2 separate regions of the Homo sapiens genome follow, and region 1 is linked to region 2. Evidence: read pairs that join two places in POLR2A ChIA-PET (ENCODE). Cell type or tissue: B cell. All regions are shown on one strand.

What was found. ChIA-PET counts read pairs that join two places held together with the same protein. Peaks named below come from ENCODE experiments on the same cell type or tissue, not always from the same donor. Only the 100,000 strongest peaks of a DNase experiment are listed, where the experiment ranks them.
Region 1: POLR2A ChIA-PET joins it to region 2 with 6 read pairs; 3 of 35 experiments call an interaction of 5 or more read pairs at or near these places.

What each region holds. Positions count from the first base shown.
Region 1 is chr1:16,063,585-16,066,084 of GRCh38, forward strand. FAM131C (family with sequence similarity 131 member C) reads right to left here. Exons shown (of 7, transcript NM_182623.3): 2 at 1-52. Among named protein-coding and RNA genes, the nearest start is that of FAM131C, 8.8 kb to the right of the region's middle. In B cell, no CTCF peak of the experiment used is centred here; no DNase peak of the experiment used is centred here; H3K27me3 peaks cover 343 bases.
Region 2 is chr1:15,936,569-15,939,068 of GRCh38, forward strand. It overlaps SPEN (spen family transcriptional repressor), which reads left to right. Exons shown (of 15, transcript NM_015001.3): 12 at 595-1,077; 13 at 1,244-1,438; 14 at 2,150-2,308. Among named protein-coding and RNA genes, the nearest start is that of ZBTB17, 38 kb to the right of the region's middle. In B cell, no CTCF peak of the experiment used is centred here; a DNase peak (open chromatin) is centred at 1,363; H3K27ac peaks cover 681 bases.

The DNA of each region.
Region 1 (2,500 bases), 130 kb after region 2:
GGGTCCGCACCCTGGGGCATGGGGCAGTTCTTGTGGGCACTTGTGAACAGGTCTGGAAATAAGAGCAAGAGGAGGAACTCAGCAAAGCCCAGCCCTCTCTTGCTTACAAAGCATGTTCAAGGCCCCCCCGTAAGGTGAGTATGGCCTTGTTTTTATCCAACAACATCGTAGAGAAAGCAGACTCAAGTCCACAGCAGGGAAGGGGTCCAGCCAGATGCCCTCCTGCCTGTGCCCCTCAGCGGGAATTACTGGCCTCATCTTCTTTTTACTCCCTTTTCTCAGTTTCTAGCACCCACACTCCAGCATGATTTTGGCCTCGTGGAGATCTTTAATCCATTTACCCTCATATTTCCAGACTAGATCCTCCCGTCCTCTTTTGCTCCTGGCCCGGCTGACACCCTGGCATGGCCTCTGAGCTCTCTCTCACAGACGCCCTTACCTCTCACCCCGGTTTGGGTCTGACCCTCCTGCCCTGTGCCTGGATCTGAGGAGCTGAATGTTGCTGGAGAAAGTGACCGCTGCATGCGAGATTGTAGCCCCAGCCTCCCGTGGGACGCTGCCCGGATCCTTCTCTGTTTCTGCATTTCCTGCTGTCTTTGTTTCCTGCCAGGTTGACAGCTTCACCCCATCCTTCCTTCTCAGACATGAAACACACCCCCTCCCCTACCCCACACACTGCTGGGGGCTTCTGCCCCTCCCTCACTGGGTCCAGGATCCTTGGAAAGGTGTCACCTGGATCTTTCCACCCAAATCACCAGAGCCTGCCTGCACCTTTGCCCACATCATCGCCTTTCCCTCCTGCAACAAAGGAAGAGCTGTTCCTGCTGCACCCAAGACCTTCTGGCCCATCCACCCAGGGCTGGGTCCTGCCCCTGCCCTCCCCCCAGAGGCTCTGCTCTCCCTCCTGCGGTGTCACTGTGCCCTCTCCACTCTGTCCACTTTGAAGCATTCAGCCGGGATCTCATATGCTGCGATGTGTCTTGGGCTCTGGACCTTCTCCTGCATTCTCACTCCTCTGTCCCCTTTACCACTGGGTGGGGCCGTCAGCATCCTGGCAACCCAAGCATCTCCTGTCTTCTCAGAAGCTTGTGACCACTGTTTCCTTCCAGCGACTTGGCCGTTCCTCTGCTCCCTTCTCGCTGGACGTGCAGAGAGCTGTGTCCCACATCTACTTCCTCGTCCTCCACTTCTCCTCCACCCATTCCAAGCAGGCTTTCATGAGGCAGCCCTTGCCAAGCTGCCAGGAAAATCCGTGGGGCCAACTCCAATGGGGGCTGCTCCAGCCTCTTCTTGGAGCTGGAGCTGTGCAGCCTTCCTGCCCTCTTGAGCCTCGCTCTTATCCTGGCCTCTGGCCTCTCTGGCTGCTGTCCTGGGTCCCCTCTTTGGCTCCTCCCTGGCTCACCCCTGCCCGTTGGCTGGCACACTTCTGTCCTGGCCCTTCTCCACCCTCTCTCCCCAGGAGGTCTCACCTTCCTGTTTCCGCTGCCCGCTGCCCATGTGCACACCTCCAGCCCTGACTCCTCACTTGAGCTCCCAACTGAGTTTCCAGCTCTCCACATGGATGCCCAAGGGGCACCCCAAGCACACCTGGGCAAAAGAGGATTCCCAATTCCAGGTCCACCTTCCCCCCATCCCCCACTGCACCAACTACAACCCTGGGAGTTTCTCAGGGTCCTGCCTTCCCCCACTCTCCCCGGGGCCACGCAGTCAACCGGCAAATCCTGTTAGCCCTCTCTTAGGTCTATTCCAGGTCTCCCGGCTCCCTTCTCCCAGGGCTCCCCTGCTGCAGGCATCCTCCCTCCCTGGAAGACAATGGTCCCTGCGCTCACTCTCTGCCCGCCAGCGGAGGGACTTAATGCTCTAGGCCAGATTGTGTCACTGGGGTTAGGGGACCATGTGGGTGCTGCCCCCAATTCCCCTGGATTCCTTTCTCCTGTTTTTGCCCTGGCGCCCTGCATGGCTTCTAAGAGGCACCACCTGTGGCTCTTTCTACAGGGGCTGCCCTAGGTAAATTTCTGTTGGCCCCACCCAGAGTGGCCCCAAGCCAATGACTACCAGGTGCAGAACCCCAGCTCTTTTGTCTGGGATCCGAAAATTCCCCTTCACTTACCCTCCGGAGTACCCTGCAGGACCAGGCTGAGGCCAGGCCTGAGACCACCCCACTGCCTGGCTGGCCTCCTCCATCCTCCTCTCGCTCCATTCCCTACTGGCTTCCTCTGGAAGGTTCACCTCATATCAGTTGTACCCAAATCCTCATTTCAGGGGCAGCTGGCAGGGGGAAGGTAAGCATTCAGTTGGAGGTGAGATTAAGGTTTTCTTTTCTTTTTTTTTTGGAGACAGAATCTCGCTCTGTCACCCAGGCTGGAGTACAGTGGCGTGATCTCGACTCACTCTAACCTCCGCCTCCCAGATTCAAGCGATTCTCCTGCCTCAGCCTCCTGAGTAGCTGGGATTATGGGCACCTGCTCATTTTTATATTTCCAGTAGAGACAGGGTTTCA
Region 2 (2,500 bases):
AGCCCTGGAGGCAGAGGTTGCATTGAACCAAGGTCGTGCCACTAGGCTCCAGTGACAGAGCGAGACCCAGTCTCAAAAAAAAAAAAAGCCGGGCATAGTGGCTCACGCCTGTAATCCCAACACTTTGGGAGGCCAGGGCTGGCAGATCACTTGAGGTCAGGAGTTCAAGACCAGCTTGGCCAACATGGTGAAACTCTGTCCCTACTTAAAGAAAAAGAAATCCGCCTTTTGGTAAAGATAGTGGTTGAGTACAAGTGAACTGGTCAGCTAGTCCCTAAAGATGTTGATCTTTTCATGAGTTTAAAGAGCTTTCTTAGTTCTGAGATGAAAGTATTAGATCACATCATGGGGAGTTCTGCATATGGGGAGGGAGCTCTTGCTGGGTAGCATCAGCAGGAGGCAGGTAATAGGGGATCTCTCCTTACCTGGAACCCCGAAAGCAGCTCCGTTGATTCAGGCTCCTTCTGTGGGCCTGACTTAACGGGAGATGCCACATCTTATCCTTTCCCTGTGGCCCTTTGGGTCATTTGTTGGTCTCAGGGGCTTGTGCACAACAGACTGACTCTGTCCCTTTGCCTTCCTTCCCTACACCAGGGCCCTCCTCCTGAAGGTGAGCCCCTGCAGCCTCCTCAGCCTGTGCAGTCCACACAGCCTGCCCAGCCTGCACCACCCTGCCCGCCCTCCCAGCTCGGTCAGCCCGGCCAGCCACCAAGCAGCAAGATGCCTCAAGTGTCCCAGGAGGCAAAGGGGACCCAGACGGGAGTAGAGCAGCCTCGCCTCCCAGCTGGACCTGCAAACAGGCCACCTGAGCCTCACACCCAGGTTCAGAGGGCACAAGCAGAAACAGGCCCGACTTCCTTCCCCTCCCCTGTGTCTGTCTCCATGAAGCCTGACCTTCCAGTCTCTCTTCCCACTCAGACTGCCCCAAAACAGCCGTTGTTTGTCCCAACAACCTCTGGCCCCAGCACCCCACCAGGACTGGTTCTGCCACACACTGAATTCCAGCCAGCCCCCAAACAAGATTCCTCTCCACACCTGACTTCCCAGAGACCCGTGGATATGGTTCAACTTCTGAAGGTAAGCATGAGCAGGGGCTGCCCTTCCTGGCCCCCAAGTTTTATGCCATGTCAAATGTCCTAAGATTCCCTAGTTAACAGACCCACAAGCTACAGCCTCTGGCTGTGTCCAGCATGGCTCAGCGAGGGGCCATGAGCTCACTTCCTGTTTGTTTCCCTGTGAGCAGAAGTACCCCATCGTGTGGCAGGGCCTGCTGGCCCTCAAGAATGACACAGCTGCTGTGCAGCTCCACTTCGTCTCTGGCAACAACGTCCTGGCCCATCGGTCCCTGCCCCTTTCTGAAGGAGGGCCCCCACTAAGGATCGCCCAGAGGATGCGGCTGGAGGCAACGCAGCTGGAAGGGGTTGCCCGAAGGATGACGGTAAGACTCTCAGGCCCAGGTGAGCAACTGCCCCACCTACAGGGAGGAAGACGTAGGTAGTCCCTGCCAGCCCATCTCCCTGGCCTGTCATGGAAGCATTAACTGTATTCTTGTTGTTGTTGAAACAGTCTCTGTCGCCTGGGCTGGAGTGCAGCGGTGCGATCTCTGTTCATTATAGCCTCTGCCTCCCGGGTTCAAGCCATTCTCTTGCCTCAGCCTCCTGAGTAGCTGGGATTATAGGCACGCACCACCATGGCACCACCATGCCCAGCTAATTTTTTGTATTTTTAGTAGAGATGGGGTTTCACCATGTTGGCCAGGCCAGCCTTGAACTCCTGACCTCAAGTGATCTGGCTGCCTTGGCCTCCCAAAGTGCTGGGATTACAGGCCTGAGCCACTGTGCCTGGCCAGTAACGGTATTCTTGAAGTGAGCAATGAAGGGTCCACTATGCTTCTACTTGGTGGGGGGATGTAAAGTACCTCTAGACCCAGAAACAAGGCTTTACAGTTTTTAAAAATTATTATTTTTTAAATCAGCTTTCTCAGGTTGAAAAAAAGCTTTTTTTTTTTTTTTTTTTCATTCAAATATCAGGGTAGCCTTTAAAGTCATCTCAGAGGTGGGGGTTTTTGTGGACCTGATACTGTGGGTTGGATGTGGGCTGCTGTTTGACTAGGAGGCCCCTGCTCACTGGCAGCTGGCCTCTGCCTCAGGTGGAGACAGATTACTGTCTGCTGCTGGCTCTGCCCTGTGGCCGTGACCAAGAGGATGTTGTGAGCCAGACCGAGTCCCTCAAGGCTGCCTTCATCACTTACCTGCAGGCCAAGCAGGCGGCAGGGATCATCAACGTTCCCAACCCTGGCTCCAATCAGGTCGGTTGTCCTGTGTCCTTCCTTCACATGTACACCCACAGGTGGGGCTGATCAGGGTAGGTGGGCCTACTCATCTGGTGCCCACTAGATCTGGCCCCAGAGGTGGGCAAAGGGGCATTTTGGACAGAAGTCAGTAGAGCACATGGGGCGGGGCGCCATCACCCATCCTGAAGAGAACCCAGGGAACCGCTG